Regions from separate parts of the Homo sapiens genome. Here region 2 is linked to region 1. Evidence: chromatin loops called from intact Hi-C (ENCODE). Cell type or tissue: left ventricle myocardium inferior. All regions are shown on one strand. Region 1 overlaps EXT2 (exostosin glycosyltransferase 2). Region 2 has its middle 53 kb from the start of ALX4.

Evidence for each region. Hi-C counts contacts between places; a loop is a spot of excess contacts. Peaks named below come from ENCODE experiments on the same cell type or tissue, not always from the same donor. Only the 100,000 strongest peaks of a DNase experiment are listed, where the experiment ranks them.
Region 2: it touches region 1 in a loop (2.4-fold over the local background); 5 of 110 quality-filtered maps call a loop at or near these places.

What each region holds. Positions count from the first base shown.
Region 1 is chr11:44,192,374-44,197,373 of GRCh38, forward strand. All of the region lies in intron 8 of EXT2 (exostosin glycosyltransferase 2), which reads left to right. Among named protein-coding and RNA genes, the nearest start is that of EXT2, 99 kb to the left of the region's middle. RefSeq lists an enhancer at 4,883-5,000. In left ventricle myocardium inferior, no CTCF peak of the experiment used is centred here; no DNase peak of the experiment used is centred here.
Region 2 is chr11:44,254,239-44,259,238 of GRCh38, forward strand. No RefSeq gene overlaps it. Among named protein-coding and RNA genes, the nearest start is that of ALX4, 53 kb to the right of the region's middle. In left ventricle myocardium inferior, no CTCF peak of the experiment used is centred here; a DNase peak (open chromatin) is centred at 2,653.

The sequences.
Region 1 (5,000 bases):
CTGTCTTCCCCACTAGGTTATGTGTGTTTTGAGAGGAAGGAAAGTGTTCATCTTTGCATCTTTAACACTATACCAGGCTTATAGTGTATGTTCAGGAAATGTTGACTGAATGAATGAGTACCAGAAATAAAGCTAGTGGGAATGATTGCTGAATCACCAATACCAGTGTTTTAGTAGGCAAGATGAATACAAATCGAGAAGAGTGGAAGTATTTTGTTTGCTTTAAACTCTAATTCATAGGATCCTGTGTTGAGCCCTCTGCTAAATGTTTATGTACATAATCTCGTTTAATCATCATTGCCCTAGGAGGTAGATACTATCATGATCCCTGTTTTACAGATGAGGAAACTGATACTCAAAGAACTGTACATGTCACAAGACTAGTACATGGCAAGGCCCAGATTAAAGCCCTCTGTTAAATATCTCTATAAAATCCTACACTTCTTCAGAACACAGCACAGTAAGATTCTTGGTAAGTATGTATAAAATGAGTTAACTAGGTTCGGAGTCATTTCAAAACTCATAATTTTAGTCATTTAAATGTACATCAGCTATTCATATCTATACATAAGGGGGACTGATAAAACAGGCCTGAGTCATTTGGCTTTAACTTACTTCTTTAAAAAACAAGTTTTGATTGAACAACTAGGCATTGTTCTAAATAGTGGGTGTTCTGGCTCCTGCCTTCGTGGAGCTTTCAGGATAGCCAAAACATAATGAATAGAAAGGAAAAGAGAAAATCATGGAAATAAAAACAGTATATTTGGACAGGAAGAAGTAGAGGTAGAGAATCCAGGTAAACCAGGACCTTGAAACATGATAAGGTAAAGAGAGGGAGAAATAAGGACTTCATTTGGGATTCTTGTACTGCAATTCATTTGGAATTCTTGTGCTGCAAGAGATCTCAAGACTGCTTAGGCTACCTCCTATCCACTTTTGAGACACATGGAACGTAAAGCCTGGAGAAATTATAACTCACACAAGATCAACCATTGGCTACAATTTATTGAATGCTTCTACATGACAGTACCTTACATATATTACCTCATTTATGCTAAGTAATACTACCTAGAAAGATGGTAATAGTTATATGATGATTTTTATAGACAGAGAAACTGAGGTACAAGAGAGATTAAGTACTTTGCCCAGGCTATGCAGCTGGCAAGTGAAAGAACCTGGATTCCGATTAAGAACTTGTGATTCCAAAACTGACTTCAAACATGCTAACTCAATTTTGAAGCCATTTGCATTAACCCTGGTGGTGTGTTCTACAGTAAATAATTGAGCCTGTGTTTGAGTAGATGTATGCTTAGAAGCTTACATACTGCCTCCTGTGTTCATCTCCACTTCTGGATTTTAAGGGACGGTATTGGCAAGATCCAGTTCTCCTTATGCTCCTTTCCATGCTGTCCATACCCCCCATGCTGCCTTCCCTGCTTCTCCAGTACTCAAGCCCTATTTGGGATGCAAGTGGGCAGTGGGGAAAAACAACATTAAGAAAAGTTACTGTCCACTTCCCAGCCAACCATTCCTTCCTGTCCTTCCTCCTCCCCTACCGATTCACTTCCCAAGTGGAGCTGGCATGTGGGATGAGACCCGATCTGTTGTCTTGCCAGCGACTCTGGTTCCATGTCCCTGGCAGCTCCTTGAAATCAGAGCTGCGATGCCTTTCAGGGCTGCCTCAGTTTAAATGCCAAGGCATTCGTTTTGTGAGCCTAAGCTTTGCATCTCTTAGGGAATTTTCCTCTCTTCTTAATGTCATAAAGACATTTAAGTGTGTTGGCATTCTCCCCTCTTCTCCCAAAGAACAGACCTCATTCTGTTGGAGTTTTAATAGTTTTTCCTTCTGTTTTAGTGGTGTATTTACCTTTTTAAATTTATGTGCACACTTTGTGTCAGTGTTATATATTCGGTGTGTTTTTATTCCATAGACTTTCTGAAATCATAGTGTTTGGGGTGGGTTCTTGCTTATTGGCCCAGATTTTATTAACAAGGATCAAGAACTTTTAGGATTTTTGTCTTAGAAAAGAGCTAGAAGTAGCAAACTCTGGAGTTCCCCACACTTGAATTTTCCAAAGTCTATAAAATGGTAATGCATACCCAGTTTGGGTATGTATGTAGGAGGGCATAGGGAAGGGCTGTGAACCATTACCGTCTGGTGTTCTGAAATCAGATTGCTTGAGTTGTATCTCAGTTCCATCACTTACAGGTTATATAGCCTTGAACATCATTTGCTATTTCTAGTTCTACAGTTTCCTCATCTGTAAAGTGAGAACAATAACCGTATCTATCTTGGGGGTTGTTGTGAATATCTAATGAGGTAATACATGTAAAGCACAGTATTTTGCACTTAGTAAGTACTCAGTAAATCTTGACTGTTTCAATATCACACATTAAATCATTTTATACACTTTTTTAAAGGAATCTTTTTGTTTCTTTTCCACTTAAAATGGTGTTTTTCAAGCAGGCATTAGTGAGTATTGTGTCAAGAGGGTTAGGTGAGTGGGTTGGGGATAGTGATGGCACATAGACCATGAACGGTCCCTGGGGATTAATTATGACTTAAATATAGGGCTACTTTCTGACTTCAGTTTCCATAAAGGTCAGGAAGAGATGAAGAATAAAATTTGGGGTAGAAAACTCAAAAAGGTTTCTAGAAGTACAATGAGTTGCTAAGGTACAAATACTAAAATCCAGGCACCTTCCTAAGACTACAGCTTAATATCAAAGTGTGATGTCATGGAAACAGAAGATCAACATTGAAAAGATGGCCTTTCCTGGCCGGGCGCGGTGGCTCACACCTGTAATCCCAGCACTTTGGGAGGTTGAGGCAGGTGGATCACCTGAGGTCGGGAGTTCGAGACCAATCTTACCAACATGGAGAAACCCGGTCTCTACTAAAAATACAAAATTAGCCCAGTGTGGTGGTGCATGCCTGTAATCCCAGCTACTTGGGAGGCTGAGACAGGAGAATCTTTTGAACCCGGGAGACGGAGGTTGAGGTGAGCCGAGATTGCACCATTGCACTCCAGCCTGGGCAACGAGTGAAACTCTGTCTCAAAAAAAAAAAGAAAAAGAAAAGATGGCGTTTCCTATTGTGTCTCTTGGTTGTGAAATCTAATTATAGCATGTTGTGGACATTTTGGCTTTAATATCCTGATTACATTAGGACCCTAGGAATCCCATTCAGCTTCTTTGAGTTTCCATCCCATATGTATTCCATGGGTTTGTGTGCATTTCTCATCCCACACTGTTACATCTGGCAGACAGCTGTTGTCACAAAGTTGGTGATGGGTGTCCATCAGTGATATGGATGAGATTGATAGGGAACCTTGGCAATCCCAGAGTATAAAAGACTAGGGAAGTATGCAGCAGCCATAATAGCAGATAGGACATTTCATTCTCAGCCACCTTCTGGCAAAGATGGAATTCAGTCCTGGGCTTTTTGCATGATAACATATGAATATGAATGTAATTAATGCCACCGAATTACACATTTAACAATGGTTAAAATGGCAAATTTAATATTATATATATTTTACCACAATTTTTAAAAGTGAACAATGTAATATACCAAAACCATTATATGCTTTAAGTGGGTAGATTGTATGGTATATGAATCATATCCTAATAAAGCTGGTAAAATATATAAGAACATTTAAATAATCTTAATTATTATCAGTGCAAAAATATTTTTGCTTACATTGCTGTATTAAAAGTACTTAATATTTTAATGGTAGCAAAGAGATTGACTTTCTTTCATCACTTTTTAAACTTTATTTTAAAAACATTTCACATTTAACTGATAACTTTTGAGAATTGTACATTGAACTCACATGTTCCTCACCTATTTTCACACATTGTGAACATTTTCTCTTTATTCTCTGTGTTCAGAAATATGCACTTTGATATGGCAGTGGTTTTTGTTTTTTTATTTTTGTCTTTTTAAAAAATTCACTGTGCTGCTTCTGTTAATCCTTTGCAATCTGAAAATTCATGCCTCTTATATCTTAACGTACTGAGAACTTCTTTAATTTCTTTGATAGATTTACTTCTCCCATAGTCTGTGTTTTCTTTTCTGGAATCTCCTATTAAATAGATGTTGGACCTTCTAGATTTTCTCATTTTCTCTGTCCTTATTTTTCATCTCTGCCTTTTTGTTCACCAGTCTGGAATATTTTGTCATCTTTATCTTGCAATCCTGACCTTTTTTCCCCCGACTGACAGGACCAACCAGGTAGCAATCCTGCCCTCAAAAAATAATTTAAACTATTATATTTTTAATGTTGAAGAGTTGTTTCTGTTCTTTGGTAGAGCTTTTAAAATAAAAATAGCAATTTATTCTTGTTTCATGGATGAAGAATCTTATCTGCCAGTGGCTACAATTTGTTGTTGATGCTGTTTGAATTTCCTTCTGCTGCTTCTGTTGTTTCTGTTACTTCTAAGTTCCTTTTTTTCTTTATTCATTTGGTTTCTGACATTCATGCTGAAGATGCTCTTGAAATGCCTGTGATTCTAGAATCTGCTCATGATTGAGAGGGAAGCGCTGAAAAGCTGATCGGAAGTTCTTTGTGTGAAGGCCAGCTTGTTGCCTGGAGGACTTCACTGTAAGATGTTGGGGTGCCGAGCTAACCACATGGCTACCAATGCTTTGGGAACTAAAGGGGAAAGAAGGCTGTAGGGCCCACCATTCAGAATGTAGATTTTTAGCCTGTATTTTCCTCTCCTCTGTGCCTGTATTTCCCTGTCTAGAGCTTCAGTTTCCTTGGAGAGGAAACCTCCCTTCTCTAGCTGGGGTGAGGGAAGAGTCGTTTTTCTGGCTGAGTAGGATCAAGGGAGGGTTTGTGAATCTGGGCCTCTAACTGCTCCTTAAACAGATTTTTAACAGTCTTCCTGTTTTCAACCTTACCGCTTCTCTTACCTCACAAGGTATCTGTGAGTTTCATTCCTGAACCCTGTGAATTCCCAGGTTGGCTTGCTTGCCATCGCTGCCTCCCCTC
Region 2 (5,000 bases), 62 kb after region 1:
CACAACCCCACTCCACTCCAAGTTTATGTGTTGAAACTTAATCCCCAGTTCACTGGTGTTGGCAGGTGGGGCATCTGGTGGGTAATTAGCTCATGAGCAGAGCTGTCATGAATGTGATTAGTGTCATTATAAAAGAGACCTGAGAGAGAGCTCATTGGTGCCTTCTACCATGTGAGGACACTTAGAAGGTGCCATCTATAAGGAGTGGGCCCTACCCAGACACCAAATCTGCCAAAACCTAGATCTTGGATTTTCCAGCCTCCAGAACTGTGAGCAATAAATTTCTATTGTTTATAAATTACCAGTCTAAGATATTTTGCTATAGCAGCCCAAACAGACTAAGAAATATGAACTTTATAACAATAATTTCTGTAACTTACATGAAATGAGCACAATCCATGAAAGACACAAATTGACAAAACTGCCTGAAGAAGAAATGGAAAATCTGAATACCCTTGTATCTGTTAAAGAAATCTGTAATTTAAAATGTTTTGCAAAGAAATACCTATGTCCATATAGTTTTACTGGCTAATTCTATCAAACAATTAAGGAAGAAATAATACCAATCTTATTCAAACCCTTTTCAGAAAATAGAAGGGGAGGAAGTATGTTTCAATTAATTTTAAGTGGCCATTATTACCCTGATACCAAAGCCAGATAAAAACCTTACAAGAAGAGAACTGCAGACCAGTAGCCTTCCTGAACATAAATGCAAAATCCTTAACAAAATATTGGCAGATTGATACAGCAAGACTAAAGAATACAAAGTTGGCTGAATGTTGGAAAATCAATGTAATTCACAATAGAGTAAAAGAGAATATTTGTGTGATTGTCTCACTAGATATAGAAAAAGCATTTGACAAAATTCCATACCGGGATTGTTTAAAGAAAAAAAAAAAACGTAGAAAACATATCCACACAAAAACTTGCACACAAATGTCCATAGCCAGCTGTATTCAGAATAGCCAAAAGCTGGAAATAAGTCAAATGTTCAAGAGCAGATGAATGGATAGACAAATTCTGGTATATCCATACAATGAAATACAGCTCAGCAATACAAATACTGAACTACTGAGTGACACAACATGGATGAGTTTCCAAAACAGGTGAGCAAAAAAAAAAAAATGTCAGACACAAAAGAGTACATACTATATGTATGAAGTGTTGATTTAAAAAAGAAAAAAAAGCTGATGGTTAAAAAATATCATCTTCTCAGTTCCTTGGTTTTATCCTGGACTGGTATATCTTTCCTTCCTTAACCTGGGTGTTTACTTAGGGCCTCAGGATCTAGAATGCCTCCAGTCCCATTGCCTCAGTCTGGTGCGTTCTTGGTATGGAATGCAGACTTGCCAGCAAGGCGGCTGACATTTATTAAATGCTGGCCATGTGAGGGATGCCGTGCCAGGTGCTTCAGATAAACAGGCAAAGGAGACATCTTTTCCACCTTCAAGGAACTCATCGTTGAATTGATAAACACAGGAGATTAATCAGTTATAGTCCTATCTGCTGTATAAGGCAGTGCATGACAAAGGGCAAATTGCACACATTCCCCACTGTGGAGGGAGAGTAGGATTATTTCTGACTTGGTCAAAGAGGTAGCACTTGAAGGGGCTGTGAAGAGTTAATATATGAAGATGGGCATTAGGTGGACAGGGGTGTGTTGACCGATAACCCTCCTGAACATAATTGCAAAATCCTTAGCAAATAGAGATGCATGTTGGGGCAGGCATTCGACCTGAGGGGAGTGAAAGGAAACAAGAAGATGGGAAAATATAAAGGATGTCCTAGGTTTTCAGGAGCACAGAGCCCAGACTGGGGAATTAGAAACAGCAAGGCTGAACAGGAGTTGAGGGCTATATGAAAGAGCCGGAACTCCAGTCTGTAGGCTGTGTGAAGGTGTTCAGGTTAATGTGCTGGTAAAGGATGGATCAGAGCTGGGTTTTGGCATCCCTATTATTGATGGAGTGGACCAGGGAGAGACTGGGAATTAGATGTAACCACTTAGCAGTAGCCTGGGTAGAAAGTGAAAGGGCACTGAACCAGATAGGCTGCTGGGAATGCTGAGACCCTTTTGGATATGGGGATGGGAAAAGCAGCCCCCTGTCCATTTCTGTGCCTTCCTCTCACCCCTATAACACATACCAGCCACACTGCTTGTTGTGTGCCCTCCCTTCATATACTGAAGCCCTAACCCCCAATGTAACTGCATTTGCAGATAGCGCCTTTAAAGAGGTAATAAAGGTTAAGTGAGGTCACAAATGTGGAACCCTACTCCAATAAGACTGGTGTCCTTAAGAGAGGAAGGGGCACCAGACCTATCTACATGTGTACACAGAGGAAGGGCTATGTGAGGACACAGAAGGCAGTCTTCTATTAACATAAGCCAGAAAGAGGCCAGAAACCACATTTGCCAGCACCTTGATCACGGACTTCTGGCCTCCAGAACTAGGAGAAAATAAATGTCTGTTAGCCACCCACTGTGTGGTATTTTGTTATGGCAGCCCAAGCAGATTAATACACTACTCTCCCCCAGGTCCCTCACTGCCTCCCCACCCCCGCCCATCTGATAAACATAATATCGGATGTTCCCAGTGCTCCATAGTATGGTGTCACTCTTGTGAAGCAGTTATCCAATGTTTGGCACCCTGCCCTTAGCCACTTGGATGGAAGTCAACCCTTTGGCCTTCCCAGCCTCCAGTGTGCATGATTCCCCCACTGTACAACTCTTCACTATTTTCAAATATTTTAACTTTTGGACTTTGTAACCACCTGATGAGATAAGCAGGAAACAGTTGGCTATCCCCATTTTACAGAAGAAAAAATTGAAAATGAAAGCATTTTTGTGGCTTGCCGAAGGTGACAGAGGTAAGTTTCAAAGTCAGATCTTAAACTCATGTCTCCTGTCTCTTGCTTCACCACGTGGGTTCCTGGCCAGTGCTCTCCCATGCTTTCAACTGGACAGTGCTTTCTGTCCATACCTATCTTGGAGAAGAGCTATGGTTTGCCTTGTGTTTCATTCTTCCTTAGGCTTTTATCCCCTTCCCCTGTCCTCTCAACACACACACACACACACACATACACACTCTCATTTATTTTCATTCTTTCCCATGGTGTAGCTTGGCCCTACTATCATAGCTACAGGGAGCCCCTTCCTTTCCAGAAGCGCCTGGAAATTACAGAGGTACGCTGTGGGTAGAGGACAGAGAAGGGATGGAGAGGGGGCTTGTGATGCAACCAAAGAGAAATCCCAGGAGGCAAGGCAAGAACACTGTGTCCTCTGCACATCTAAGAACCACATCCTGATTGGGGTTCCGGGCAGATCTCATGCAGGCAGTACAGTGGGTTTTCTCCCAACTAGTTAAGGCAACACCTTAACACATGGTGTACACATGCTCATAAATTGAAGCTCCCTGTGGAGGTTTGCCCTTCCTCAAGCCTGTTGGTCTTTGTTGAGCTTAAAAAAAAATCTGTTTGGAATCACACAGAATTCCTGGGAAAATTTCAACTCTCACACCCCATTGTCTTCTGGCGCTAACTTGCATCTTCTCACTTGTGCACATACACAGTTTGCCGTCAGCCCTATTTTGGGGAACTGGCTATTTGTGGAGAGCCTATTGTTCCTTAGCTGCTGAGCATGCAAGTCTAGACCTGTGGAAGGAGAGGTACCACCACCACTCCACGCCCTGCTCGCCAGATTGAAGATTCTGCTGTCACATGGCCCAGCCAGCTTGTGGAGCCCTGGGGTTGGCTGTGTTGCCTGTAGCAAGACCTGGGACAATGGGATTGGTGATGAGCTGAAGGCAAGAGTGGTTTCTGCTGGGGTTGGCACCAAGGCAGGAAAGGAGCTGTCTTCAGCCAGTCGCTGAAGCTGGAGTTGAGAGTGGAGGGCTTAAGGGCATGAGGATTATCCAGGGATGCTGGAGAAAGTGGGCTTTGAGCCCAGGGACAAGTCGAGAAGCTTCCAGATGTGCACTCTTGGACACAGGACCTCTTGCGCCATCTTGGGGAGCTGGCCTGGTGCTGACCAGTGCTGTCCCAACCCCGGCAACACTAAATAAACAGGCCAGGTTTACTGCCGTGGCCACAGCTCATCTTGAATGCATGTGAACCCTGGAGGAATGGGGTGGATGAGGTTCATGGTCAAGCAGAGGCTCTGACACTCCAGGAAGATCTCTAGTGGGCTGAGTCAGCTTCCAGCTGTCTGTAAAACGAATCCCTGAGTGTCCTCTGACCTCCCTCCTCCCACCCTTAATCAAAACAGAGCATCTCTTTATTCTCACCTTCCCATTCATTCACTCATTCGCACATTACCTAACATTCTTATTCTCTCAGGCATTCGGATGTGAACACAGCCTGTCTCCTCTTTGGGATGTGAGGAAGTCAGATGGATAAATAGATATACGGTATCATGTGCCATCATGGTATTATGACACAAACAGTTTTGTGGAGGCCAGAGGGGCAGCCTTTGACCTAGGGGTGGAAGTTGAGGTGAGGGCATGGGCTTAAGAAAGAGCTTCACAGAGGGTGCTATCATTTGGAGGATACACTGCAGAGTGGCTGGGTGCATTGGAGGGGATCTAGGGAGGAGATAGAGGCATTCTAAGAAGAGATAGCAAGTCCAGTGGTGTGGCCAGGTGAAAAGGCCTAGATGGCTTGGGGAACAACAAGCTGTGCTGGGTGGTCAGACCCAGTGAAGGGCTGAGCCGTAGTCCACAGTCAGAGGAGGCCCTGCTGGCCCTGGCCTTGTCGTTGTTCTCCCCAGAGACCACTTGGAGGCACAGGTCCCAGGGGTGGGCTACCTGCATCCCCCGTGATGCCTAAGTCACACATCAGGCCAGTCTTCCTCTTCAGCAGTGGTGCTCATCTGGACTCTGAAGGATTTGGGGGGTGCTCAGCTCCCACAGGAAGAAGCAGGGGTGTGAGGTAGAGACAACACCCCGTGGTTTCGCATGTGGTTTGCACATGGCTTTTCTCCCTCTCTGCTTCAATTCCTGCCCTGT